Linked DNA regions of Homo sapiens: region 1 is linked to region 2. Evidence: chromatin loops called from intact Hi-C (ENCODE). Cell type or tissue: ascending aorta. All regions are shown on one strand. Each heading gives the region's core, and the rest is flanking DNA. Links, peaks and the distances in the headings are about the cores only. Region 1 has its middle 9.1 kb from the start of TACSTD2. Region 2 holds the start of LOC105378751 (a long non-coding RNA gene).

Region 1 (12,851 bases), core at 4,788-12,787, 180 kb after region 2:
AGTATTTTTCCAAGAGAGTGAGTATTTTGAAGTGATTCGTGAACAGCCTTGCCTCAGCCTCCTGGAATGTGACCTCATTCCTTCCCCAGGTCGTTCCCCTCATTAATCAGCCTGCCCAGTCCTGCTCTATCAGGCAGGCTGCCAGGCATGCAGCTGGCATGGGAGCTCCCAGTTCAGGGGCTGAGGTAGGCTTTGCTGTTTAAGAGCATGAACTTCAGAGACAAAAACACCAGGGTTTCGATCTTGAATCCATCCCTTACTAGCTGTAGGATCTTGGGCAAGTTTCTTATCTGTCTAAGCCTTGACTTCATCAGATGGAAAGTGGAGCTAATAACAGCACCTAAATTCACAGTGTATTTGTGAGAATAAGATAATCCTTGAGCCTATATCACAGAGAGTTCAATAATTGTTGAGTCTTATTTTTCTACTCAAGGACTTCTCTTGCCTTTTGGCAGGTTCTGAATTTCTCTGGGATGGAGCAGAAATAGAGGGAGGGAAAAGGAAGGGAATGTGGCATACACTGAGAACCTGTGTCACATCAGATGCTCTGGTGGCATGTCTGCATAACATTAGCCCCATCTTCCAGTGGAAGGAATGCAGATGGTAGAATAGAGAAATCTGGGTTGGAATCCAGGCTCTGAAACTCACTTGCTGTGTGAGTCTGGGCAAAGATCTTCCCCTCTGAGCCTCAGTTTCCCACCAATTGTGGCAGTATCTACTTGGTATTCATGCCATATGGATTATATGAGCTAACATCATGTAAAAATGCTTAGGCAGATGATGCTCAGTAAATGTGCGTTTCTTCATTCCCAAGGGGACAGCTGGTTGACAGAAGGACTTGAATAGAGAGAGGAAGAACATGAGGACATGCCAGAAGGGAGTACCCTTTGGGCATCAGGATGCTGGAGGGGACACACTTCTCTAACCCCCCTGAGAACTGGGCTGCTATAAATGGCATGAGTAGACCTCTCCTTTGGGCTGGCAAAAAGACTCAGATGGCTGGCTCCCTCCCTCCCCAACCTTTCTGGGCCCAGGGCATGGGAGAGGATGGTAATGACAGAGCAGAAAGGAGTCCAAACAACAGTTATAAATGTCAGCACATCTGGATTTTGGCTCTGGCTCTAGCATTTATTAGCCATATGACTTTGGACAAGCCCTCGTGATCTCCCTGAGCCTCAGTTCCCCATCTAAAATGGGGATAATATCAGGTATCTTCTGATTATCTATTGTGGCATCACAAACCACCCTAAACCTTAATGGCTTACAACAATTATTACCTCTCAGGGTTCGTGTTGACTGGACTCAGCTGGGTGGTTCTTGCTTGGGGTCTAGCGCAGCTGCAGTCAGAGGCCCCTGGGGCTGGACTTATCCAAAGGCTTGACTGGGCTTGATGTCCAAGGTGGCTTTTTTACTTACCTGGGCTGGGAAGGCTGCAAGTCTGGACGCTGGTTGGACACCTCTCTTGCCATGTGTCATCTCTAGCTGGGACTTCTTCTTAGAGTAGTCAGACTTCTCACAAGGCAGCTGGCTTCCCATAGAGCATGCATGCCAAGACGCCAAGGCAGAAACAAAATGGTTACCTGTGACCTAGTCTTGGAAGTCCCTTTGTGTCACTTCTGCTACATTCTATTAGCTATAAATGAGATATGGGCCCAGCCCAGATTCAAGGCGAAGTGAAGGGAGGAGTGTCAAAGATTTTTCACCATCTTGAACCCACCACACCACATATCCCATGTACCTCGCAGGGCTGTTGTGAAGGTGAGTAGCAATGGCATGCATGAAAGCCCTTAGTGTAAATCATTACAGAGACATGAGGTTATTGTTCCACGTCCATCCTTTTCTCTCTTCCCTAAATCAAGCACTCATCCATCCTTTCTATCCTGTACCAGTAGCCTCCAGAGTAGCCTCTTTGCCTTTTGTGTCTCCCTGTCAAATTTATCCTCCACAAATGCCTGCCTATATGTCTATCCCAGGTGAAAAACTATCACTAGCTTCACGATGTGGCTCTCACTTACCCGTGCAGGTTTGACTGGCCATATGCTCCCAATCCCCCGCCATATTACTCTGTTCCAACCTTTGGCACCTTTGCTCACACCATTCTTTCTTTCCAGAGCTCTCTTCTCTTTCCATTTCTGCCCACACTCCAACCCTTCTGGTTAAACCTGTCCTCATGTTTTAAGATACCCTGCAAATATCATCCCTTTGTCCAGCTAACAACTCTTGCCCTCACTACTGCTGCACATACCTGTTGAATTCAAATTCCCCCTCTGTGTGCTCCCCTAAATCCTGTGTTCACTGCAGACTGGTCTCGCCGTTCCTCAAAGGGCCAAGCACAGTCCTGACTCAGGGCCTTTGCACGTGTTGTTCCCTCTGCCTGGGATGCTCATTTCCTAAATATTCACTAAATATCTGGCTTCCTTACTTCATTCAGGTCTCTGTTCAAATCTTGCCTCTCAGAAAGACCTGCCTGACCAGCCAATCTAAGATAGCACAGCCTCCCTCACTCTCCCACCCTGTAACCTGCTTCTTTTCCTTCAGAGCACTTGTCATCTGTCTAGGGCCCATGCAATATGGGGCTGCAAGAGCCAGCTGTGTGAATCACTCCCAAATTGGCACTCAGTGACACCATGTTGATAGCTTGAAATTGGTCACAGGGAGAGTACACTAAGGCCCCTCCTGCCCTCAATTTAGAATCTCTGATGGAACTCATCACCTTCATCTCACTTAACAGGGATAGTGAAATGGCTGGTTCAAGGTCACACAGCCAGTTAATGAAAACATTAGGCAATTTGGTTTTAAGAAGGAACTCAGAAACCAGTTGCTTGAGTTCAAATCCTGACTTCACCATTGACTAGCTACTTGAAAATCACCAAAGGCTACAAATTAGGGTACTTTCTTTTTTCTCCTGGAGAACTTGTTTTCAAACACCTATGTGCATACTATTCTGTGTTTATTTCATTTATTGTGTATCTCTCTCACTAGATCATAATTTTTGCAAAGGCAGAGGCTTTACTAATGCTTAGTCCCAGCATCTAGTGCCATGCCTGACACAAAGTATGTGCTCAATAATGTTTGTTGAATGAACAAACAAATACGCAAACCAACCAATGAGAAACAATAATCACATCCAGTTGTAAACTGAGTCTTTGAAAGAAGACATTGGCTCTCTTTTCATCTTTTGTGCTCAGCACACAGCCTGGCACATAGAAGGAGCTCAAGGAATGTTGATAAACAAGAGAATACCCTCTGAAGACGGCTGCATCTACATCAAATCCAGCTGCTCTCTGATAAGCATAAAAAACTGCACCAGACAACTCCACTGGTATTTCCATTATGCGCCAAAGAGAAACCTGCAGGAACTCAGGCAAGAAAAAAGCACTGGCCTGGGAGGCAGGAGCCTGGGTTTTTAATCCCAGCATAACTGTGCCTGCTATGCGGCCTCAGGCAAGTCACTTCTCCAACCCAGGCCTTAATTTTCCTATTGGTAAAATGGGGTGATTGGAAGTAGATGATGGGGTCCCTTCTAACTCAGAGCTGTGGTTGAATTTATGTCTGGATCTGCCCCAGGCAGGGCTGCTCTAAAGTAGCAGGAGGTGGCTGATGGACAGAACTGGCCTTCTACAGGTACAAGAGGCAGGATGTGGCCAGGATGCCACAGCTGGAAGATAGCATAGTGCTCCAGAGTCTGGGACACCTCAGAGCTGTGGGATGGGCCCCTCTCTTCTTCTCCGGTCTCTACCTCTGCCCAGAAACCATTCCAGCTCCTCCCGCCTGTCTTCATATGGCACCTGACTTGAGGCTTCCCTGAGAACAGTTAGAGCATTGGCTGCTTTACCTACTGGAGCAGGACACGAATAGGAAGGCTCTGATACAGGGAGGAGCACGGAGACGCGTTACATCTTGGTAACTTTGGCTTGTGTCTAAACAAACAGGTTGGCTAAGTTGGTCAGCCCGCACCTTGTTTCCTGTTATTTATGTTACATGGAGCATAAGCAGTTCAGAGCAATCGAAAGAGCCCTGATTTGGATAATAGAAACTACCATTTATTGAGCATTTATTGTGTGCCAGGTGCTGCTTTAAGCTAAGGGTCAGCAAACTACACTGGCCAAATTCTGTTTTTGTGTGGTCCATGGGCTGAGACACTTTTAAATTTTGAGACAGGGTCTGGCTGTGTCACCCGGCTGGACAAAATCACAACTCACTTCACTGCAACCTCCGCCTCTTGGGCTCAAGCCAACCTCCCATCTCAACCTCCCAAGTAGCTGTGACTACAGGCACATGGCACGACGCTGGGCTAATTTTTGGATTTTTTTAAAGATGGGGTTTTGTCATGTTGTCCATACTGGTCTCAAACTCCTGAGCTCAAGTGATCCACCCTCCTTGGCCTCCCAAAGTGCTAGGATTACAAGTGTGAGCCATCGAGCCTGGCCGAGATGTTGTTTACATTGTTAAATAATTATATAAGTACTTCATAATTATCTTGATTTGTTTTTTTTTTTTTTTGACAGGGTCTTGCTCTGTCACCCAGGCTGGAGCACAGTGGCGCCAACAAGGCTCACTGTAGCCTCGACCTCTCAGGCCTAAGTGATCCTCCCACCTCAGCTTCCCAAGTAGCTGGGACCGCAGGCACACACAACCACACCTGACTAAATTTTAAAGTTTTTGTAGAGATAGGGTTTTGCCATGTTGCCTGGCTGGTCTCGAACTCCTGGGTTCAAGCCACTGCCCGCCTCAGCTTCCCAAACTGCTGGGATTACAGGCATGAGCCACCGCACCCAGTCTCATCTTTAATTTTGATCCTTAGCACACAAAGCCTAAATTGTTTATCTAGCCTTTAACTAACTAGTTTGCTAACCAACCCCTGCTCCAACTTTTTTTTTTTTTTAACATGGATTAATTCCTAATCCTCACAATAACCCTGCAAAGTAGGTTAACTATTATTATCCCCATTTTACAGATGAGCAAATAGAGGCAGGGGGAGGTTAAATGATGTATTGAGGTCAAATCGCTAGTAAATGGCAAAGGCAAAATTTGAACTCAGGCAACTGGTTTCTGAGTTCCTTCTTAAGACCAAACTGCCTAATGTTTTCACTAACTGGCTGATGATCTTGAGCAAGTCATTTCACTGTCCCTGTTAAGTGAGATGAAGGTGATGAGTCCCACCAGAAATTTAAAACTGAGGTCAGGAAGGTCCTTGAAATGAATTTCAGGGAGTCTGTGACTCTGGAATCTGTGCAAAATATACTGTCTTTGTGCACAGTTGCATTATTTGAAGAGAGAATCCATCACTGTCTTCAGAAATGGATTCTGTGACTCAAAACAGAACTACTGGACTAGCTTTCTTGGAAGGCTATCTCCAGCCTTAACATTCTTCAATGTTATTTATTTGGATTTTTTTCCTCATGTGCTATCTGTTTAGGTTGTCTTTTCTGCCTAAATGTTATTTATTTCAGATGCCTTTTAAAATGCAAATGTTATCTATTGGATTGTATTTGCTCCCACCTCCAAATTGCTACATACTCATTACCTTTAAAAAATGAGAAAAACAGACAACCTTAAGAGCCAGTGAGGTTTTTCTACTGATGTATCCTGCAACTCTATATAAATAATCTGTATAAGTGGAGAGGACAGGAGATATGGTTTATAAATCCATATTGTAGTTATTCATATGTTTCCATGTTATTTATTTAACAAATATGTACTAAACCCCCACTAGGAGGTAGTTGCTGTGTGCACTGTAACCTCCATGGAGCCAGGGGTTAGGTGTAACTTGCCATTGTACCTCCTCAGCCCAATACAGACCTGGCACCTGGGAGGCACTCAGTGAGGATGCCTGCCTGCCTGCCTGCCTGGCTGAAGAGACGGATGAATAGAAGGCTGGAAAGTATATGAAAAATCAGTAGTGTGGGTGGGGAAAGAGGTTCAGGGTGCTGAGCAATTTAGTTGTGTTGGTTTCTGGTACCTTCCAATTGGCAGCCTCCCATGATCTTGGAGAAGCTTTTGAGGGCAGTCCTCATTTTCCCATCAGTCATGCTTTGAAAGATGCTAGTTGAAGATCAGCTGACAGAGCCAGGACTTCTCACATGAATCCAAAGAAATTAATCCATTTTCTTACATCCCACTAAGGTCAGAGGAACAACAAGGACTTTCTTGCCCTTTGTCTTGGGCCCACACATCCCAGAATTAGAGAACAATGAAGTCTCCTCTTTCCTGCCTGCCTCATTCTTCCTAGACTTCTGAACTTTTCCTCTCTCCCACTCCTCCTCGCCTCTACTTCCATCCCTGGTGTGAGTCTTGTGACTCATGACGGCTGAGAGTAGGAGTGCAGTTGAGCCCCTCAGCACACTCAGCCCTGGACCGATGTGACTGGAGATGTCTTGAGATGGACAGGAACAGGCGCAGGGAGGAGCAGGAGGGTAAGCCATGCCAGGGATGTAGCTTGGGTATTAATGTCTGTGGGAGGGGCAGCACAAGAGCTAAGGAGAGCATCTTCTACCAGGGAGACTGAAAGGTTCTGTTCTGCTTTCTTGTTTTGAACAAAACAAAACAAAATTCACCTGCACTAGGCTGTACTGTATTCATCTGCAGTGTCCATAATACTTGTCTGTCTTCCCAAAAGGAGAAGATAGCAAAACTTACTATCCATACCATCTAAAGGTAGTAAGTTGTCGGATAAAATCAAAGCCTTATCCTTACTTGGATTCTCTTGAGAGGCCATTTTTGATGTTCTGATTCAGCATGAGTAAGAGAGGTTAGGGTATAACTTGAACTTGTATACCAGTGAACTTCTATACTACCATGCTGGAGTTTTAAACATGTTGGGTTCAGGAAATTTATATGGTCTGTAGCAGCATGATGTCACAGAAAAAGCATAATCTCAGAACCAGGCAAAAAGGGGTGTGAGCTGGGTGCAGTGGCACGTACCTGAAGCCCTAGCTACTTGAAGCTGAGGTGGGAGGATTACTTGAGCTCAGGAGTTGAGGCTGTAGTGAGCTATGATTGCATCACCGCACTCTAGCCTGGGCAACAGAGAGAGATCCTGTCTCTAAAATATGTTTAGAAAAGAATGTGAATTACAGCTGTTCCATTTACTATTTGTGTATTCTTAGACAAGCGCCCTTCTGCCTGTTTCCTTATTTGTAAAGTGAGAATAACAAAACCCACTCCCTTCAGATGTTATAGGGATAGAGGAAACACATGTTGAGTTGCTGGCTGGTAATAGGCTCTCAATACAGTGTAGATATTTATTGTAAGTATTGCCCAGAAACCATCTGTTCCTAGAAAAGAGGAAATTGATAGATAGGTAAGGGGCTGTTAGGGTTACTCCTGCCTTCCTAGACAGGGGAGTAGAAAGGCAAGACAACAGGAGTAAAACCTCCTCAAAGCTTCCCTAGAATCCTCTGCTGGTATCTCTCATAATGTCATTTGCTGGGCTGGGCCACTGGTGGAGATGGTGCTTGCCACCACCTAGGGTGTGAGGTTGGCACAGGAGGAAGGATGACGGGATAGGGACGTTCCACTAGAGAAAGGCAATGGAAGAGGCAGGGAGAGAGCAGGAAAGGGGAAAGTCTGGGGACAGGAGAACTGGCTTCAAATTCCTGAGGAACCAAGGAGTGAAAGGGGAACATTACTTACTCTTTCTTGCTCCAAGAGTAGAAATTTAGATCAGTTTGTGAAAATTACAGAGGCACTGAATTTCCTTAATTATGATGAACTTCTTAGTAAAGCTGCTTGGGACTGGAATGGGTTGTCTTGTGGGGAGGTAAGGATGTTGCATTATCACAGGTAGCCTACAAGCACCTGTTTAGCATTCTGAGATACCTCTCTTTGGGTGGGAGACTGGAATACATGTCCTCTAAGACCCCTTTTGATAACTCTAAGGAGCCTCACTTGGATCAGGACTGTCCAGAAAGGCAGACGAATTTGTCAGTAGCAGCAGCCCACTTAAGACCTCTCACCACCTGCCCTTATCTCAAGGACAGCTGAAAGTGGTTAAAAACAGCAAACACCTCCACATCCCCTTAACAGGGCATCACACATCGCCGGGCCAGCTCTGGGAAAGGAAGCACCGTGACTCATCAGTGTGGGGTTCGAGCATTGTGGCTGCCTCAGGAATGTAGGGAGAAGGTTTCCCAATCTCTCTTTATTTGTTGCCAAATCTGTCTGGAAGCTGTTGGGCCCAGTGAAATTAAAAGTCACTGAGTGTTTTACTGGCTTTCCCCAGAGTGTAAAGCCCTTACAGGAGAAGCTGACTGCCCCTAGATGAAGAGACCAGAATGAGAAGGAGGCCATTTATGGTTTGCAATTCAGAACAAGGACACCATGAAAAGAAGATGATGGGCAGGATTCTGAAATGAAACCATGACACACACTTGTAAGGTGAAACTGCAGTCACTTTTCAAATCCAGATGAACCACAAAAACCAAGCAGAACTGTACACATCACAGGCAACTTCTCCTGAAAGAAACTGAGTTGGGCCCACCCAAATGAGCAAGCACAAACAGAAACGTGTTGTCTTCCCAGAAAAGTGAAAAGATCAAACATTCCCTGGGCAGCCAGGACCCAGACCACACCCAGTTTACCAGCAGAACATCTTTGACCTCTCTCGTTTATTCAAGACCCATCAGCGAGAGACTAAACTGTGCAATGGAAAAATGTCCCAGTCACGAGACTTGGCTCAGATCCTTCCTGGACTCATTTCTAACTATGTGACCCTAAGCCTCAGCTTCCTGATCAGGTGAATGGGGACAAGAGTAATTATTTTGTAGGCTTGCTGGGGGAATTACAAGGAATTTATAATATGATGATCAATAAATGACAGCTTATATTAATAAAAATAACAGAAATGGAGAAAAAGAGGAAGCAAAAACAGAAAATATTACTCCCAAATACTTCCTCCAAAACTTACTTTGAGGAATTGATGTGAATTTTTTTATTACAAACATTTTAAGCAAACAAAATATGGAGAGTGTACCCATTCCCTAGCTCTTGATTTCTAGTATTTTGAAATACTTAAAACACATTTTTAAAGAAATGAAACACCGAAGATACAGTTGTGTAGCCCTTGTCTATTCTGTTCTCCACACCTCTACACTCTGGACACTGTCCAACTTCCTTTTTTATGTTCTGTTTCTTGGGGCTTCCTTCCTCCAGCCTGAACTAACAATCACCACAACCAACTTCTCTCTCTGCATTATCTGTATTCTGGCTGAAGAGTTACCTGCTTCTTCTAGGACTGCAAGCTTCTGCTGAGGAGAAAAGGAAACTCTGGCCCTCCAGCACTGCCCACTGTCTCAAAAGGAGCTCCTTAAAAGAGGCTGAAGCTGATGGTGGTCAGGCTAGAAAGAAGAGTGCGGACCCCTCCCTGCATAGTGCTGGGCATTAGGGTCTTCAGCTGTGGGCTCACAGCTGTGTCCTAGAAAATAAATTATTTTGACAAATGGGATCTAATTAAACTAAAGAGCTTCTGCACAGCAAAAGAAACTACCATCAGAGTGAACAGGCAACCTACAAAATGGGAGAAAATTTTTGCAACCTACTCATCTGACAAAGGGCTAATATCCAGAATCTACAATGAACTCAAACAAATTTACAAGAAAAAAACAAACAACCCCATCAAAAAGTGGGCGAAGGACATGAACAGACACTTCTCAAAAGAAGACATTTATGCAGCCAAAAAACACATGAAAAAATGCTCACCATCACTGGCCATCAGAGAAATGCAAATCAAAACCACAATGAGACACCATCTCACACCAGTTAGAATGGCAATCATTAAAAAGTCAGGAAACAACAGGTGCTGGAGAGGATGTGGAGAAATAGGAACACTTTTACACTGTTGGTGGGACTGTAAACTAGTTCAACCATTGTGGAAGTCAGTGTGGCGATTCCTCAGGGATCTAGAACTAGAAATACCATTTGACCCAGCCATCCCATTACTGGGTATACACCCAAAGGACTATAAATCATGCTGCTATAAAGACACATGCACACGTATGTTTATTGCGGCATTATTCACAATAGCAAAGACTTTGAACCAACCCAAATGTCCAACAATGATAGACTGGATTAAGAAAATGTGGCACATATACACCATGGAATACTATGCAGCCATAAAAAATGATGAGTTCATGTCCTTTGTAGGGACATGGATGAAATTGGAAACCATCATTCTCAGTAAACTATCGCAAGAACAAAAAACCAAACACCGCATATTCTCACTCATAGGTGGGAATTGAACAATGAGAACACATGGACACAGGAAGGGGAACATCATACTCTGGGGACTGTTGTGGGGTGGGGGGAGGGGGGAGGGATAGCATTGGGAGATATACCTGATGCTAGATGACGAGTTAGTGGGTGCAGCACACCAGCATGGCACATGTATATGTATGTAACTAACCTGCACAATGTGCACATGTACCCTAAAACTTAAAGTATAATAATAAAAAAATAAAAAAATAAAAAAAATAAATAAATAAATAGAAAAAAAAGAAAATAAATTATTTAATCATTCTTCTTGAAACAAGAAATTCCTAAAAATATTTGTACAATTAAGGGAAGGGATGAAAAGTAACAGAAAACCTGAGAAACATGAGATGAGTCTCTAAGCTCTTTCAACCCCTTGTTAATTCCATCTTTGTTAATTTCTATATACATTTGCAGTCAGGAGACCTGGTTTCTAGGCCTGGCCTCACCTTTTATAAGCATGTGACCATGGGCAAATTGTTCCCTTCCCCCAAGGCCTCTGTTTCCACATCTATAAAATAGGGATAATAATATCTTCCCTGCCTAACCCCCAGAGGTGCTGCAGGGATCCCAGCAGATAATGGGGGCAAATATACTAAAGCACTATCTGCATCTAGATACTCTCCATATTGCTGCATCCTGGAGGTCAGGGGATGGTTGGGGCTCTCGGGCTGCTCTCCTGCCTAGCACTCAGCTCCCTGGACTTGATCTTCAGCAGTCCCCATAATCACTGGCCTTGTGAAGAACCCTTTAATGATCTTAAAGCATCTTCACATTCCTGAGATGGCTGATAATAATAGCTAAAATATTTTACTTAGCACATACCAAACATTATGTTGAGTATTTTATAGTCTTTATCTGGAATCATTAAAATAATTCTCGATGGTAAGTGCTGTTTATTTTTAATTAATCAAACAGTTTTATTTTTATGTTTTGTTTTTATATATCATACCCTTTAATATAAAATTCACATGCTGGTATTGGTCTTATACCAAGGAGAATCAGATTATCACCAAGAATTTATCAAAGAGCACAAGAACAGCTGAAGTGTGAAGTTCAATGGGGAAAAATGTATTATTAATTACAAGGTGGGAAATCATTGTTTTCACAGGCATTGATGCAGTGTAGGCCCTGTTACCCCCATTTTACAGTTAAGGAAGCTGAGGCGCAGAGTGCTGAAACAACTTGCTGAGAAACACACAGCAGTGAGTGGTGTGAAGCCAAAACTTGAGCCTAAGTCTCACTGGATCCAAGGTCCATTTTCTTTCAACTACATTATACACTTGCTTATAGAATCTTTGGCTGCTCTTGGTGTCCTCAGATCATATCCTTCATCCTTGCAGGCACAAGGCTGACAAAAGTTAAGGATTGGACAAAAATGACAATAAGGGCATCGTTACCCAGTCTTCCTTGAAATTGGGTGTTTGGAGGGTGGGTTAGGGTAGGGACAGAGATTCATGGTTGGGGCAGGTGGTGAGGCTTAGACAAGGAAAGAAGTACTGAAATGGTCCACATGAACACTCCTAGGAGAATATATTGATATTGAAACATTCTGGGCACAACTCAGTGTTAATCCAATAAACATTACTTAGTGCCTAATATTCTGGTGCTGGGGCTACATACAGTGCTTATATGTGCTTCCCGCCCCTCATAAACACATGACAAGCCTGAAATGCTTGTGTTAAATATTTTTTAAATTAAAATTAAAAAATACAGGCTGGGTGTGGTGGGATTACGCCTGTAATCCCAGCAGTTTGGGAGGCCAAGGCGGGAGGATCACCTGAGGTCAGGAGTTTGAGACCACCCTGGCCAACATGGTGAAACCCCGTCTATACTAAAAATACAAAAATTAGCTGAGCATGGTGTTGAGCACCTGTAATCCCAGCTACTTGGGAGGCTGAGGCAGGAGAATCACTTGAACCCAGGAGGCGGAGGTTTCAGTGAGCCGAGGTCATGCTACTGCACTCCAGCCTGGGTGACAAGAGCAAAACTCTGTCTCAAAAATAAATAAATAAATAAATAAAAAGAGATAAAGCTAATACATGCTATTTTGCAGAACTTGGCAGAAAAAGGACGAAGGGAAAAGGGAGAATCACAGCTGAGACTGTGTTTACATAATAAACTCATTGTGGTCTTTGTGTGTGTTGGGGAAAGCCTGGCAGAACCAGAGAATTTAAGCAAGTGGAGTCTGTGGGGGGAGGGGATTAGGAGGTCATCTTTGCCTTACTCTAACTTCCCCAGAAGATATTGAGGCTGGGCCCCTTCTATTCCTGTCCTCTCAGTACCTAACATAATTGGAAGAAGCAAAGGCTTGGATGCCTCAGAGCACTAGCCCCAGTACCACCCATGTGGGGCTGTTCTAGCTTGGTAGTCAATGACACCATCACACAAATTCCTCAGCCCTGAGAACCCTCTCTCATCAGCTTTCCTCTTGCCAGCCTGGGACCTGATGGAATGGAAAATAGAGAACTCTGCTAGTTATAGAACATTGTGGCTACCTAGTTAATACCTGGAAAAGCAAGAAGAGGGTATATATATTTTAGAAATAAAAGTGAAATCTAATATTTTTACAGAGTCTTAGAGTTTACAAAGCTTTGGCATCT
Region 2 (16,735 bases), core at 3,357-11,356:
TGAGGCCATGGCTCCAGTAACTGGTGGGGCACAATTTGGTCCCCAGGCATCAAGAACCATATTTTTCACCTATATTGTTCCAAGAAACAGAAATCCTGGTGACCTTGGGTCTCTTACTCAGTGCACACCCCTACGTCTACATCAAGGACCCTGAGGACTGAATTAGTTATCAGAAGGTTCTTTGATGTGCACAGCATCTGAGCAAAGGTAATCAGATAGTCTCCTGGGATATTTTGTCCATGCCGCAGCAATGTCTAATGAACTCTCCTTGCCTCTCTGCAAACTCCCCCTCTCTGGAGAGAACGAACACTTCTGTGCTGAGAAGCCCTGAGAGTTTCTTGCTATACAAACTTCTTTCATGTACATCACTAAAAAACATTGTTTGATGATTGCCTCATTATTGCTTCAAACAATTGTGTTACCAGATGACCAATACAGTTATTGCCTTCTTAGGTTGTAGGTACTCACTGGTCCCCTGGACAGAATTTGAATATTTCCCAAATATCCTGAGGATTGTACATTCATCACCTTGGGCTGATGACTAATCTCTTCCAGGGTGTATTGATTGATCTTAGGTTCATGCTTGAAGGGGGAAACTTTTCCTGATATTATGTTATCCTGGAGAAAAATGGGCAGGCATCTGAATTGTTCTATTATTGACCATTCTACCAGTTAAGATGTGTGCAGGGGCCAGCAACAGAACATGCAACGTAAACCAGAAGACCAGCTATGAAACAAGTCCACGAGTGGCTAATGTAGTGGCTTAATGACATAATCACGGGTTCAGGTGCCTCCTATCTTTTCATTTCACCATTCTCAGTGTGTCAAGGAAGTTTCTTGTGAGCACTCAAGATACCTGCAGCATTTCCGGCATCATAAGTCAACACAATAGTCACCAGCAATGCAGGAATGTTTACTATCATCTTTCTGTTTTTATTAACAAGAGAAACTTTCCTAGCGGCTCCCCACCTCCACCCCAGTAGACTTGCCCTTTTGTCCCATTGGACAGGAGCAGGTCATATTCCTAGACTCAAAATCATTCATGACTAGGAAATGAACCCACCATGATTGCTTGTACTTTGCCATCTCCTACCTCCTTGAACTTAAGCGAGAGGACTTCTGACTTGCATCAGCCAATGAAATGCAAACAATGGTGACATATCACACCAAGATAGGACGCCTTGAGAGCAACTACAAGATTCAACATCTTCCCTTTTCTTTGCCTTGGCAACTGTGGACACACAGGAATGCAATGTCCATCAGCCTGTGTCCTTAAACGATAGTGATGTGGACAGAGTCCACTCTCCTCTCCCACAACTCCTGACCACCAGCATACCCACAGTGACCATTTAGCATGAGCAAAATCCCCCAAGAATTTGTTGCTTTAAGGCACTGAATTTGAGGGTTGCTTGTTCTTATAGCATTACCTAGTATATTCTAACTCTAGTAGGAACCAACAGTAGGAACGATATCCTCTGGTAGGAACCAATAATGCTTGCTACAAGCATAATAAAAACCGACACGTATATAATATTTATAATAGATACCATTTGCTACATGTCTCCTATGTAGCAGGCATTGTGTTAGGACTTCCAGGGTTGGTGTTAAGGGGAAATGGAGCATCAGGTCTTGTTCAACTTTAGGAAATAAGTGACTTGTAGAAGCTCAAGCTGAATCCAACTCTTCCTGACTCCAAAGAACTGGCTTTGTCCACACAGGACCTTGCTCTTGAATAGTACTGCCATGTAAATTTCTATCTCATTGAACTCTGCAACTTCTCTGCCACACAGGCACTGTTATTTCATTTTGTATATGAGGAACTGAGATTTAGAGAAAAAAACTATCTTGCCAAACTTCAGAGCTAGAAAGACACTAGAGCCTCTGCCCTTCCCACTGTTCCTCACTGCACTTCTGAACAAACACATCAGGAATTGAGGTATTATGAGTTAGGGGAGAGAATTGAGGTATTATGACTCAGAGGCATGCAGATTTTGGAGTGAAGTGCCCCTGCGTTAAATCTAGCCTCTGCCACTTGTAGCTGGGGAGCATGGAGCCAGTCCCTTACCATTGATTGCTAATCCTCAATTTCTTTCTTTGCAAAAATGAGGCCAATCATGGCTGCCACAGAAGGTTGTTGGGAGGAACATACATCTAAAGCACTTATATACAGCAGGCACAGAATAATTAGCTAGTTTTTACTGTCGACTTGTTAATTTAAGAAAAAAAAATCAGGAATACAATCAGGAATACATACACACACATACACACACACACACACACAGCTGAAATAAAAACATTTCCCATTAAGATTCAACGAGGTCTCACAGGGCCTACTTCTTGGTCATATAAGGGCTGGCAGGTCCTCTCTGTGGGCTGGAGAAAAGTTTTGTTTCCCCAGCTGCACTCACGGGGGAATACTCTGCAGGCACTGCATTGTGAACCTGTTTGGCTTGGCTCAGAGGCCTGTCAGCACATTCAGGAAGTGAAGTCAGAAAGAGGCAGGATTTCAAACAGAGCCAGCTGCACACAAATGCCCAGGCAGTGAAATGCCTTATTCGAGCAGGGTGCCTATCAGCCTGGCTTGCCCTAGGTGCTGTCAAAGAAGCCTCTGAGAGTGGCTCTGTGCCAGAAAAGGAAGAAGCAATCACCAGCACCCAGGCTAAGGCCATAGCTTCCACAACAAGGTGGCCTGGGGGCTGTGCAGGGGTCATCTCAGCCAGTCTCCTGCCTTAGGCTCTCTGAGCTTGCTCTAAACCTGAGCTCTCTGAACTTGCTAGGTGGAGGGCCTAATGTTTATCTCCTGGGAGTATTGAAGTCAAGGTGTGAGATTGGGAGAAGAGATGAGGGAAAGGACAGCAAAATGAAGGAATGGGTTACCAGTGTTGGGGAGGGGAGGGAGAGAACTGGATGAAGTGCCTGAGAGGATATGGAATCCTGAGAAAGAACCATGCTGCCACTCTCCAGCCATATTCGCATGCCGAGGAAACAGCATAGTGGCTAAGATCTGAATTCTAATATCAACCTCGAGCTGTCAGTGGGAAAATATTTCACTTGTCTAAGCCTCAGTTGCATTCACTGTGAAATGGAGATAATATAATATCTACTCCCATTGTGTTGCTGTAACGATTAAATAGGTCAATATATGTAAAAGAGCTTACTTAACCTAGTGCCAGCAAATCATAAATGTATCAGTTAGAATTCCATGGTTGCAAGAGGCAGGAAACTTAGTTTAAATGGAAAGGATTTTTATTGAAATATATCAGTCAAAAACCATCATAGATGTAGCTCCAGACATGGCTATATACAGGGTTCAAATGGTATCATCAGGCTTTGATTTCTGTCTGTCACTCAGCTTGCTCTGGAAAGTGTTAGCTTCATCTTCAGTCTCCATGTGGTAGTGTCCAGAAAGTCCCAACTCTCCATCCATAGGGGTCAGAGGGCTACAGCAATTTCTCACAGCCTCCCAGAATTATGCTTCATTGATCTAATTGGGTCACATACACATCCCTGAACCAATCAGTATGGCCAAGGGGTGAAGTGGGATATATTGACCAGCTTAAGTGTAGGTCAAGTGCCCACCTCTGAAACCAAGGTTGTGGAGTCATTCAAAGCACATGGCCAGACAGGGAGGAAAGAGGGTATCTTCAAAGGAAAATCAGGATCTAGGAGGGAGTAGATACTGGGGGGATCAAAAGAAAATGTCAACTACCAGAGCTCATCCATTTAGTGATTATTGTTGCTGTTATTATTATCAAACCTTGCAGACCAGGCTAGAGGTATCTACTGCCTTTCTAAAATTGGGTCACAATGCATTACTCATTATTTACTTTTTGGTCTCTCAATGGGCAATTCTGGTCAATGTCTTCTTAAAGTCTTATCTTAGGAAAGTGAATATCGGGCCAGGCGCAGTGGCTTGCACCTGTAATCCCAGCACTTTGGGAGGCCGAAGTGGGTGGATCATGAGGTCAAGAGATCGAGACCAGCCTGGCCAACATGGTGAAACCTCGTCTGTACTAAACATACAAAAATTAGCTGGGTGTGGTGGTGCACACCTGTAGTCCCAGCTACTCAGGAGGCTGAGGCAGGAGAATTGCTTGAACCAGGGAGTCGGAGGTTGCAGTGAGCTGAGATCTTGCCACTGCACTCCAGCCTGGCAGCAGGGCGAGACTCCGTCTAAAAAAAAAAAAAAAGAAAAGAAAAGAAAAGAAAACGTGGTTCCTTCAGGGGGAGGGGACAAGGTAGGAGGGGAGGCCACAGGGGCAGGTGGTTCCAGATAGTATGTGGTTTAACTTGCCATATCGGAATATAGTACCCTCAAGTCGTCAACAAACTGAGCAGCCAGATGATGGTGAGCAAAGAAAACCCAGGTTTTTTCTGAAAATCACACTAGTTCATTCTTTTTTTTTTTTTTTGGATAACCAAAGTAGTTTTGGTTTTTTTTTTTAATTATTATACTTTAAGTTTTAGGGTACATGTGCACAATGTGCAGGTTCGTTGCATATGTATACATGTGCCATGCTGGTGCGCTGCACCCACTAACTCGTCACCTAGCATTAGGTATATCTCCCAATGCTATCCCTCCTCCCTCCCCCCACCACAGCACAGTCCCCAGAGTGTGATGTTCCCCTTCCTGTGTCCATGTGTTCTCATTGTTCAGTTCCCACCTATGAGTGAGAATATGTGGTGTTTGGTTTTTTGTTCTTGTGATAGTTTACTGAGAATGATGATTTCCAATTTCATCCATGTCCCTACAAAGGACATGAACTCATCATTTTTTATGGCTGCATAGTATTCCATGGTGTATATGTGCCACATTTTCTTAATCCAGTCTATCATTGTTGGACATTTGGGTTGGTTCCAAGTCTTTGCTATTGTGAATAGTGCCTCAATAAACTGCACAGCAAAAGAAACTACCATCAGAGTGAACAGGCAACCCACAAAATGGGAGAAAATTTTCGCAACCTACTCATCTGACAAAGGGCTAATATCCAGAATCTACAATGAACTCAAACAAATTTACAAGAAAAAAACAAACAACCCCATCAAAAGGTGGGCGAAGGACATGAACAGACACTTCTCAAAAGAAGACATTTATGCAGCCAAAAAACACATGAAAAAATGCTCACCATCACTGGCCATCAGAGAAATGCAAATCAAAACCACAATGAGATATCATCTCACACCAGTTAGAATGGCAATCATTAAAAAGTCAGGAAACAACAGGTGCTGGAGAGGATGTGGAGAAATAGGAACACTTTTACACTGTTGGTGGGACTGTAAACTAGTTGAACCATTGTGGAAGTCAGTGTGGCGATTCCTCAGGGATCTAGAACCAGAAATACCATTTGACCCAGCCATCCCATTACTGGGTATATACCCAAAGGACTATAAATCATGCTGCTATAAAGACACATGCACACGTAGTTCATTCTTAAGGCAGAACCATTCCTGTGGTAGTTGCCTCTGCACTACCTTATTTAAAACTGACAATAGCCCATCAAGGTAATTATCACAGGCCTGTTCTCAGGCAAGGAAACTGAGACCTAGAGTCATTACAGAGAATAGCTAAGGCCCCATGACTGCAGGAGGCAGGAGAAGGATTTGACTTTAAGTTCAAGCTCTTGATCATGAAATCAAACCACCTCTGAAGAAGAAAATGAAAAACATTTAAAATTTTATAAAATTCCAATGGCTCAGCAACATCACACTCCCTAGTGATACCTTGACACATAGTAGGTTTACAACAAATGCCGATATTTTTTCCTTCATGTAGAAGGCGAATGGGGAATTACAGGGGCCTTTTTATTTTCTCTCTCATCCATATCTGGGCTTTCTGCCCCTGCTGTTTTAAATTCCATTTGAAATGAAAAAAATACATAACTAAAAACCATCCTCTGCCAAGCCATTTGGATTTAAAACAGATGGGCAGAAACCTGGAAGGAGTCAGGATTCTCCCTAATATATCAAATATTGCAGCCAGCGCCCATCTGAGAGGCTTTGCTGCATTTTGTAAAGAAAACAGGCCATATTTTGAAAACGGATGAGTAAGGTTCACTGTTTTGACTTGTTTCAAGGTCTGGAGGCCAGGGTTGGTTTTGATCTGACAGGTCTGAGTCTTCAACCGTAGGTTATTTCTGTGCAAAGATTCGAAGAGGCAGCACGCTCACCAGGCACAGACCTGAAACCGTGTCCCTTTGAAGACTTCTTCGGTGGGTCTTAAGTGGGATTTGGTGCCCATTGTGGAATCACAGTAATGAACCCAAAACTAATGTTTTTCATTACAACAGCAAATCAGTCAGCCCCTCTGTTTGCTCAGGTGTGCAGCTGTGTGGCCCATGCCCTGATCTCTATACAATAACAAAATAAATATTTTTCGAAGGAAGAAATTAAAGATGAAGGAATGCCACAACTGATGGGGTGGGGGAAGCGAGAGATAGGAGACTCTGGTCTCTTTAAAGTAAGATAATATATTTGCTATATAATCTCTTTACTAATTAGTAAAGAGTCCGTGAAGAAAATAAGAATCTACTAACGAAGTGGCAGGATTCATCCAATCAATTACTAAACACATCCCAACTCCGCAGGGGGCTCCTTGGACTCGAAAAACAGTGCCGGTAGATGGCGCCAGAGGGCAGGTTCCTTGCTTCCCGGGATTTAAAGGATGAGAAAAATCCCAGCCAGCAAATTGGGCTGGGACAAAAGTATGGGTGTCGTCCGCCTTCAGAGGGGACCAAGTATAAACACATTTTTTTTTAACAGAGTGGGGAATCTTATGTGCTGGAAACGTCCTTGCTCCACCAGCCGGAGGCCAGAAAGCGAGCGCCAAACTCTGTTTGCAGGACAGCTCTTATTTCAGCAATGAAGACTAAGGTTCAGCAGGTAGGAGGCCTTGAGAACTAGCACCGAATTTCCAAGAGGCCCACGCTGCGATGGAGCTGCGGAGTGCTTGGCTCAGGGAACTCACTGGATAATGAGACAAGAGACACGTGCGATATTGGAATAAACCCATCCAAACTCATCTACATTAACAGGGGCACCAGCTTACTATGCTGGAGAAGATTTGAAGATCAAGCGTTAGACAGAACTGAGTTGAAATCTTAGATACATGACTTTGGGTAAGTCTCTTTCCTTCACTGGGCAACAGTTTACTTATGCATGGAATAGGTGTCATCGTTGTAAAGGAGGGAAGTGTTGATTTTTGGAAAACGCTTAGCACAGCACTCAATAGTCAGCAACTCTTCCAATCATATCATTAAAACCCATTCATGTGGGAATCAGGATCATGCTGGGTGGGAAAAACAACCTTCTCATTTGTGTTATCCCTGTGCCTATATGTGCTGATTCTCCATGGGCTTATCACAGTATTTTGCATTTTTAAACTTCATGCAGGCCATTAGGTTGGCTACTCCTTTAATGTAAGGGCTACTTTGTAAAGTTCTCTTTGCATCCCCAGCATCTATCACGGTCCCTGGAATGTGATAACATCTGTTAAATACAAAGTTTTTCTTAGGAACAAGTTGTTCCAACCCACCAAGCTGAGTGATTCAGATACAGTATTATGGCCACATCTTTTCCTTCACTGTGCTCAGCAAAGAAAGAAAATACTACAAACTCAGTGATGAAAATGAATTTTGAATTTTTAGCCAAAGACCAAATGGGAGCCAGATGCTGAGCAGCCATCTTCAGGAATGGCCAACTCAACCAGCCAAGGCTCAAAATAAATTCCAAGACGGAATTACAACCTTAGAAGCAATTCTATGATTTTGGTGTCATAGCTGAAGACTTGGACATATGGCATTCTCATCCATGCATGCCAAAAAGAGCGATGGAGATGGAAAGGAGGGAAGGACCTGGACGGAAGCAAATGTCGGGAAGCCAACAAGATCAGGGATGTCAAGCTGGGGCCAATACATAGGAAAGGTGGAGGCCATGGGTTGGCTATCATGAGTCATATAGACTTGGTCACTTAGTAGCCCTTTGATTGGGTAAAGTTACTTGTTTGCTGAGAGGCTTAATCTCTTCATCTATAAAATGGGGTGTATTAGTCAGGATAGGTTAATCTGTGCTGTGGTAACAAACTGAAATCTCAGTGACTTCACAGAACAAAAATTAATTTTTTACCCACCCAAAGTCAAGTCAGTGGGAATCCTCCTACATCCAGTGACTTAGAGATCCCATTTTCTTCTATCTCGTGACACTACTATCTCATCATATGGCTTCCAATGTTACTGTGTCAAGAAAGAGAGAGCTGGAGAAGTTATACTGGCTCCTAGGTGCCTCAGCACACAAGCAATGTATGTAATTTCTGCTTGGAGCTCATTGGTCAGAATAAGACACATGGCCCAACTCAACTGCAATTAAGACTGGGAAATGTGGAAGAGTGGTAGATATTTGGGGAACACTAAATATGCCTGCCCCACAGGGCAATAATTAACTCGATCAGAATTGGATTTCATTGCATAAAACAGAGCAGCTAAATAACTCTTTTAATGGCTTTAAGGAGTTAGAGATTTATTTTGCCTGTTATAAAAAGTCTGGAGGAAGGCACTGTAGCAGCTCCACAGCCATCAGGGTCATAGGCTCCTTCTCTGTTTCTGTTCCACCATTCTTCGCATATGGCTTCCATCCTAAAGTTACTTCATGGTTACAAGGTGCCCTCCAGCTATCATGTCTACACTGCAGCCAATATTTCACAGCAATAAAAGGCACCCTATCAGCATTAAAGAGCTTTGTCTGAAGCTTACCCAGCAACTTCTATTTATATTCTTTGGCTACTCCTAGTTGCAAGGAAAGCTGGGAAATGTAGTCTTTAACATCTGTGAATGGGAGAATGAATACTGGGTAGGCAACTAGCAGTTCATACCAAAATAATATTTAATTCATGGGTTTGTGATGAGTACTGTACAAAAGTTAAAAGCACTGCTCAGGACCTGATCTTTGTAAGTGCCCGATATATGTTAGTTGTGGGGGTCTTTTTTCATTCTTGTTTGTATTAACCAGGTCATCATTTAAGAAACCAGACTTTGGTGACGGCATCTCAGGGACCTGTCAGGGAAATTGATGAGTCTCTCATCTTAGTAGGGAGAACATGGAAGAGCACAGCAGGTTATAAGAGCACCAGGCCTTGGGTTAGGGATTAAGACAGGGAAATGGTCAACACTCAAGAGGAAGGACCAACACAAAATGTCATTCTGCTGGGCTGGGCCAAGCCAGCAGGGAGAAGGAAGGAGGGCAGGCAAAGAGGCAGAATATGGCAGCTATAGGTTTTCCTGAGGTTAACTTTGTTTGAGAGATGTCATTGGCAGAGAAGATAATTCAAGAAAATATTGTGAAAGACCAGAAATTGTCCCAGTGACTGCCTCGGTTGGCACCTGTAAAAGTCAGCATCTCTTGCACTCTTAACTTTGCATCTTTCCCCTTTCTACTCACTGACCTCACTCCATCTCTGCAATGTCACCTCACCTCTTCACTTGATTTCTATCCCCACAAATCTCAGCCCTTCTTACTGCCATTGCTTTTTCCCTCTTTTATTCAGCCTGACTACTTACTTCCTGAGTACTTACCATGAGCCAGACATAATTTTTTGTACTGGGGATACAGTGGGGAATAAGATAGGCAAGGTCCCTTGTTTTATGAAGTCTATGTGATGCTTTGGCCTCTTTCCTCCTTGGAATGATGCCTTCTAGGTAATTCCTCTGGAACTTCTGGAAGCCCCCAGGATTTATCCTTTGGTATCCTGCATGCAACTCACCCACCACCTCTTTAGTCCTATTCCTGAGTATGAAATCAAACCTCATAGTCACTACAACCCAGATATTAGGGAGATGACTTAATTCTAAGTCCCACCCAGTAAAAAATCGAGACTCTTCATACCTCACTTTAGAGTTGGCTCAGAAACAGGGCAGGGTTAAGCCTATGGGTGGAGGCATTAATGGCCTCACCTGGGAAAAGCTGGAGAAGAAAACAGGTATAATTAACAAGGTAGGAGAGACCAACCTGTATAATTTCAAATATTTGGGTAGAAAAGTGAATAGCTTCTTTTGTCAGTTAGGGTTCTTGATTGCAAGCAACATAAATGGACTCTAGGTAACTTAAATAGAAGAGGTGTACTGGAAGGATATGGGGCATTGCAAATTAGATTTGAAGACGCTGAAGTATCAGGCCTCAGAAAGAACAGGATCCAAAGCAGCTCAGGGAATTTGTTTGAGTTCCATGTCTCTGTTAGAGAAAATGATCCCCAGTCATATGTCTATGCTTTTTAACCATATCCAAGAGACAAATTATTCGAAGAGAGAGGGATATTATGGTCCTAGTTTGAGTTACATTTCTACGTCTTCCCATCTGTAGCCCAAATGACAATTTCTACCAAGTCTGTAAGCAAAGGAACCTGGTAGTTTGTTCCCCAAACCAAAATTGAAGTATGCCTGCCAGAATGGGAAGTGAGTGCTGGGCAGGCAGATAACTCAGCTGTCTACCACTCCACTCTAGATAATTTTCTTATTTTCAAACCTATGGGTTTAAGAACATTTTATGAGCTTCCATAAGAATAATTCCTTCTGAAAACATTTTCAATTGTGGGAATCAAGACTGGCTCAGTCCTTAATAGTTGCAATAAACTAGATGCTTAGGCTGGGAATTTGGAGTGGGGCTGATAGAAATAACAATTATAGGTGATTTAACAATCCAAAAATATATTTTATTTTTGTATTGTTTGGGCTTTTACAATCTATTCTACATGTTTATAATTATAATTTTGTTATATTTTAAAAATCAGTAATATAGTCACATGGTTTAGTCACCTTCCTCCATCCTGCTGCCTAGAATGTGGATGTGTCATTTTGAATCATGAAGGCAAAACCCTTGGAATGGCAGAAAAGTGCACTGGAAGGAACTAGGATCTGATGACTTTATGCAATGGGGACATTATGCCAGCCCTGTCCTGTATTGCTCTAGATTTTTATGTAATAGAGAAATAAGCCACTCTCACTTGGCTTTTTTCTGTTATAGCCAAGACTAATCCTAACTGATTCCCTAAAGTTGCACCACCAATAAGTGATGGAGTCTTGATTCTAATTCAATTCCAGGGCCCGGATTTGGGTGAGAAAAGAGGGTGACCCAGAGGGCAAAATTTAAGGAGGCACTCACTTACAGGATTGTGCAAGTGCTGACTCTGTGCCTGTATGACCCTGAGAGTAGGTGCCTCCTGAAATTTTGCCCCTTAGGCACCTACCTTACCCCAGAGGCTCAGCTTCCAGAACCCAGGCTCTTTCAGCCTCAACACACTGACAGGACAAGGCCCAAGGTTGAATCAACCTATTGCTACATCACCATGAAAAAGTAACTGGACTTAGTCAGAAATTTATAATACATTTTTTTGACATTGACTATAAAATGTAAGAGTCAAAAAGTTTCTGAAGCCTCCATTCCATAGCACCCCTGCCATTCTGAGAGCTAGCTTTTATCATTTGCTGGCATGAAAGTGAAGAGCCCTTCTGAAATAACTCACCCTCTCATCCACTCTCCAAGCAGGCAATCTTGTTTATATATCATTTCTCCCACATGAATCATTTGTAGCAAGAGTACAGCTTCCACTTGTCCATGAGAAACGTTCAAAACAATCTTTTCTACTCTACATAAAACCTCAGGAGTAACAATAGGCATTCAGAATGAGGCTGCTATTTGTCAGCCTCTCAAAGTCACGGAACAAATGAAAGTAACTATGAGCCATCAAAAATCATGTTGGGAGAAAAAAAGTTCCTTCTGGTAATCGCTCATTTTTCTGAGCCCCCACCACCCCCCGCCTTCTTCAAAACTGGCTTTTATATTATGCTTCCAGCAGAAACCTCTCTAGTTCCTTCTGCTTCTAGTTCCAAGGTGTTATTTTCACATAAAGCTTCCTGAGATCTGTGCAGAGTCATCATAGGGAGAGGTAGAGGGCTAGTGTGGGGTGCAGGGTTAATTGCCATTTGCATCTTAGGGATCAGAACCCTAAGTGAAAGGTTAGGGGAAAAGGTAGAGTCATTTCTTAATATTTCGTTTATTTGATATGCTGAATTTGTGTTGAGTTCCACAAAGAATTTCCAAAGAATAAATTTTCTGCAGAATCCCTGCAAACCCTTTGAGAATAGAGAAAGGGTAGGGAAGAGACAGGGGCTGGAGAAGTCAACATAAGTAGAGAATGTGGTCTAGATGGTGGCTCGTGAATATCAGACCCTATCCCAAAGGCTTTACGTTAATCCTCACAGCCCACCTTCAAGGTGTTTTTAATCTTCATTTTACAGGTGGGGAAAGTGAAGCTTGGAGAGATTAAGTAACTTGTCAAAAATCACACAACAAAGAATGGCAAGCAGAGATCCAAACTCAGATGAATCTGACTTGGTATCTTTGCTCTTTCAGGTGTTGCCTCGTTGTCTGTGAAAGCTCAGTCAATTTCTTGTTAGAGGAAAGATCAGCATGATGTGAGGAATCAGGCGATTAAGGATCTTGTCCCAGCAGGAGACAGAGCAAAGCTTTCCATTTCCCTGGACCTCAGCGTTCTCATCCGTGTAATGAAAGAGTAGGGCTAGATGGTTCTTAAAGTACTTCTGCTCTCTGATGTATGAGTGTCCATGTCTACATTCATTAAAGGCATCCAACAAAAGAATTAAAATAACAGGAAGGGTGAGCCACAGGCAGGATCCCTCCCTGTGGGTCAGGAGTCCAGGAAATGCCAGAGATAGCCACTGCAGGATAAATAAACTGAGCTTGATATTTTTTGCACTCTCTCATTTTCTCATCACCTTCTTCAGCCCTTGTCTCTACCATCCAGGTATCCTGGCCCTGGCTTTACCACCTTTAGTGCTCCCTCCCACTCGTAGTACCCTATGTGGGCCTTCTTGGATGCCTGCAATGCTGGTTAAAAGGTATAACTTTTTATCTAGCCAAATGGATAGCTATTTTTTGCAAATTATAAGAAGCTGCCCCTCCCACCTGGGTAGACATGACCCTACATGGGGATATGTGTCTTGGCAAGCAGAGAATGGGCTGACTTTCAGCTTCTGCCTTTGTTAATTAGCCAGATGCCCTGGTGTAGTACACAACTCACACAACTGTACACAGCAGTCTTAGAACAAAGCCAAGTGGTGATTCATTTTAGTGAATGGTATTCCATCCATCCAATTATGCATGGCAGAGAGGAACCTAGAAGATATGTTTGACTCTTTTCTTTTTTTCTCCTCCATGTTCAGCCCATTATATTGTTGATTTAGCTCCTATTTATCTCTCAGATTTTTTCATTGCCCTCCATCACCAGCATCCTAGTCAAAAGAACATCATCTTCCTTCTGAACTCAACACTAGCTTGCTAACCGGCCTCCCCCCATGTACTCTGTCCTGCCTTGTGTTCATTCCCATTATTGCAGCCAGAAGATATATGAACTCAACTGTTTTAACACAGAGAGCAGGTTGGAGGATCTTTCCAAAATATAAATATGATCATCACCCTTTCCTGCTTAAAAATTCTCAGCAACTTCTCTTGACTCTTAGGATAAAGACAAGATTCTTTGACTGGGCCTGCTATATCATCAAACCCCTTCTTACTCCTCCAGCTTCATCCTGCATCACCTTCCTTTCATCTCTCTTCTCTCCAGCTCTTCTGGAAAGGAGCCCACACACATGTTATTTCCTCCACCTGGAACCTGGTCTCCCTCCACCTGTTAACTGCTATTCACACCAGGAAGCCTCATGCCTCAGTAAGGCCTTCCCTGATCCTTCTGACATGGCCAACTCCTCTTATAAGTCCTTTAGCAACAAGGGCCCTCTTCCCTTTGCAGTACTCATCACAGTTACACTCCTGCATGTATTTGTGAGGTCACTGAAACTGCCTCTCTCTCCAAAAAGGCTGTAAATTACATGGGACAGGGCCAGCACTCATCACTGTATTTCTGACTCCTGTCATAGTGGACGGTACATAGTCCAGACTTGAAAATATATGCTGAGTGAATGCAGGTTTGCCTGGCTTGGAGAAACCAGTATCTACCAGAAGCCACCCTTTGACAATCCCCAAAGTGATCTACAAGTTTAACTTTCCCAATTTGTGAATGTAAAAGGAAAGGGAAGAAGAGCAAACCACAGAAAATTAGCAGTTGACAAACAGCTCCCTCATAACTAGCCAATTCTGAGTGCATCTTCTATAAAGCATTCTGGCTAGCTGGCTTCTAGCAAATATTTGTTGAATTGATGGAAAAAATGTAATCATTCAAGTCCCAGATTCGGTGCTACATCTGCCAGGAAGCCATTTCTGATGTGTACCAGTCTCCAGAAACAATTTCCCTGTCCCCTAAATGTTCAAAGCATTTCATCCTTCCCTTTCTGATAATACCTTTTATTTTGCAATAGAGTTATTTAGGTATTTGTCTCTCTCTTAGAAATTTAGCACTGGTTCTACTCCGGGCTCTCAGCAAAGGGCATCCGATGGGTATTTCATTGGAAAGGTTCTCTCAATGAGAATTCGTGAGCTCAGATTCATGAATTCAGACGTCCATAGGTAATGACAGGTAGGTAACATGAAGGAATGCTGTAATGATGTAGCTTTGGGGATGGGAGCTGTAGGCACTCAGGGATTCCTGCTTCACCTAGTAGGTCCCCAGTGACTCAGCGCCAGCAATCATTATTGTGTGAGAATGTGGGTCCAGCCTTGTGAGATTTTCTGATTGTTTTTAAAAGAAATCTGGATTTTATTACCTAATTAATCTTTACCCCTACTCAGACCCTCCATCCCCCAATACCTGGCAAGTGTCTGTTTTATAGTACGTACTCAGTTAGGATTTGGGGAATGAGTGAATGAATGAAGACCCAAATGGATAAGTGATACTTGAATGAGCCACTGTCTCTCAGAGGTACACACTGTGAGTTTGAATGTATTTCTGACTTTCCCTTCAAAAAAGATTAGTTAGGACACTTTTAAACCAATTTTCGATCACCAATTAAGGATCTACTGTGAGAAGTCATGTTTTTGTTTCCCATCCCCCTATCAGGTATTTTCAGGTCTGGATGGTCTTGACAGCTTTCTTTTTTTTTTTTTTCCCCTTTCTTTTTTTTGGAGACGGAGTCTCGCTCTGTCGCCCAGGCTGGAGTGCAGTGGCGCGATCTCTGCTCACTGCAAGCTCCGCCGCCGAGGTTCACGCCATTCTCCTGCCTCAGCCTCCCTAGTAGCTGGGACTACAGGCACCTGCAACCACGCCCGGCTAATTTTTTTTGAGTGTGTATTTTTAGTAAAGACGGGGTTTCACTGTGTTAGCCAGGATGGTCTCGATCTCCTGACCTCGTGATCCACCCACCTCAGCCTCCCAAAGTGCTGGGATTACAGGCGTGAGCCACGCGGCGTTCTAATCCAATTCAGAGAAGTTCCAATACCAGATATGTGCCCCAAATCCTCCAAATATTCAAAATGCAGCTCTCAGGACCTGTCATTTGTCACCTATTATATGCCCTTATTATATGGAAACTCAATTTAATAACTGTCAACACTTTCCTTGAGTCACTTGTTTCTATCAAATTGAAAACATTCGGCCGGGCGCGGTGGCTCACGCCTGTAATCCCAGCACTTTGGGAGGCCGAGGCGGGCGGATCACGAGGTCAGGAGATCGAGACCATCCCAGCTAAAACGGTGAAACCCCGTCTCTACTAAAAATACAAAAAATTAGCCGGGCGTAGTGGCGGGCGCCTGCAGTCCCAGCTACTTGGGAGGCTGAGGCAGGAGAATGGCGTGAACCCGGGAGGCGGAGCTTGCAGTGAGCCGAGATCCCGCCACTGCACTCCAGCCTGGGCGACAGAGCGAGACTCCGTCTCAAAAAAAAAAAAGAAAACATTCATAGAAAATCCATCCTTCTTTTCACATCTCCTGACTGAGACGCAGTTTAGATAATTTGACAGGTGAATGACAGACTCAGCTCTTTTGTAATTGTGAGTTACCGTTAGGATTTGGATATTTGTACTAAAATTTGCCCTTGTAATATCAAGCTTTAAAGGAGGGAGAGACTTCAGAAGTTATTTGGTTGAAATGCCAGTTTTACAGATGATGAAACTTGAGTCCAGGGAAAGAAAGCAATCAGCCAAGTGAGTTGTGGAGCTGAGATCCAAACTCAGGTCTTTGGAGTCAAACCACTTACTCATTGTACCCCTACGATATGCCAGATTTCCCAAACACTTTATCATTGGTTATCTCTAGTAACACCTCAAGAAAGGTGTATTATCTACATTTTACAGGGAAGGAAACTGGGCTCAGAAAGTTGGTATGATTTGTCGCAAGTCCTCCCAGCTAATAATAAGTCCTCCAGTTAACAAAGCTGGAATTGAAGCCCAGATCTGTCTGACTTGGAAGATAGAGCTTCTCCTACAACACTATGGTGGTAAAAGTAAAGGGAGCTTTGTGAAGATCACATTGCTACTGAGTGATGGATTTGAGATAAAAAAAAAAAAAAAGAATGCAAATGCTATCGAGAATTCCAAACTAGAGATTTCATCAGTTCCTGGGCCCCTGTCCTCCATACACAACCAGCATCACTTCCTGAATACCTGGACTAAAACCTTCTCAAACTTTACTATGCATACAAATCATCTGGGATATCTTTTGAAAATGTAGTTTCTGATTGAATAGTTTTTGGGTGGGGCCTGAGATTCTGCAGATTTGGAGATTCTTATGTGAGGCCAATAACCCTAATCCTGGGACAACATGGCTTCCTAAATTGAGATTCAGT

Evidence for each region. Hi-C counts contacts between places; a loop is a spot of excess contacts. Peaks named below come from ENCODE experiments on the same cell type or tissue, not always from the same donor. Only the 100,000 strongest peaks of a DNase experiment are listed, where the experiment ranks them.
Region 1: a loop joins it to region 2, with 2.8 times the contacts of the local background. A loop is called at or near these places in 2 of 110 quality-filtered maps.

The regions. Positions count from the first base shown.
Region 1 is chr1:58,579,974-58,592,824 of GRCh38, reverse strand. No RefSeq gene overlaps it. Among named protein-coding and RNA genes, the nearest start is that of TACSTD2, 9.1 kb to the right of the region's middle. RefSeq lists enhancers at 1-248, 7,535-8,734 and a silencer at 6,174-6,468. In ascending aorta, for the core only: no CTCF peak of the experiment used is centred there; DNase peaks (open chromatin) are centred at 8,074 and 8,604; H3K27ac peaks cover 2,713 bases.
Region 2 is chr1:58,759,326-58,776,060 of GRCh38, reverse strand. LOC105378751 (a long non-coding RNA gene) reads right to left here and starts at 15,048. Exons shown (of 4, transcript XR_007066137.1): 1 at 9,874-15,048; 2 at 9,564-9,774; 3 at 8,126-8,228; 4 at 5,353-6,963. LOC112268263 (a long non-coding RNA gene) reads right to left here. Exons shown (of 9, transcript XR_007066129.1): 9 at 15,864-16,735. RefSeq lists enhancers at 1,857-1,916, 2,548-2,747. In ascending aorta, for the core only: a CTCF peak has its summit at 6,617 (motif pointing right); DNase peaks (open chromatin) are centred at 6,640 and 6,872; H3K27ac peaks cover 674 bases.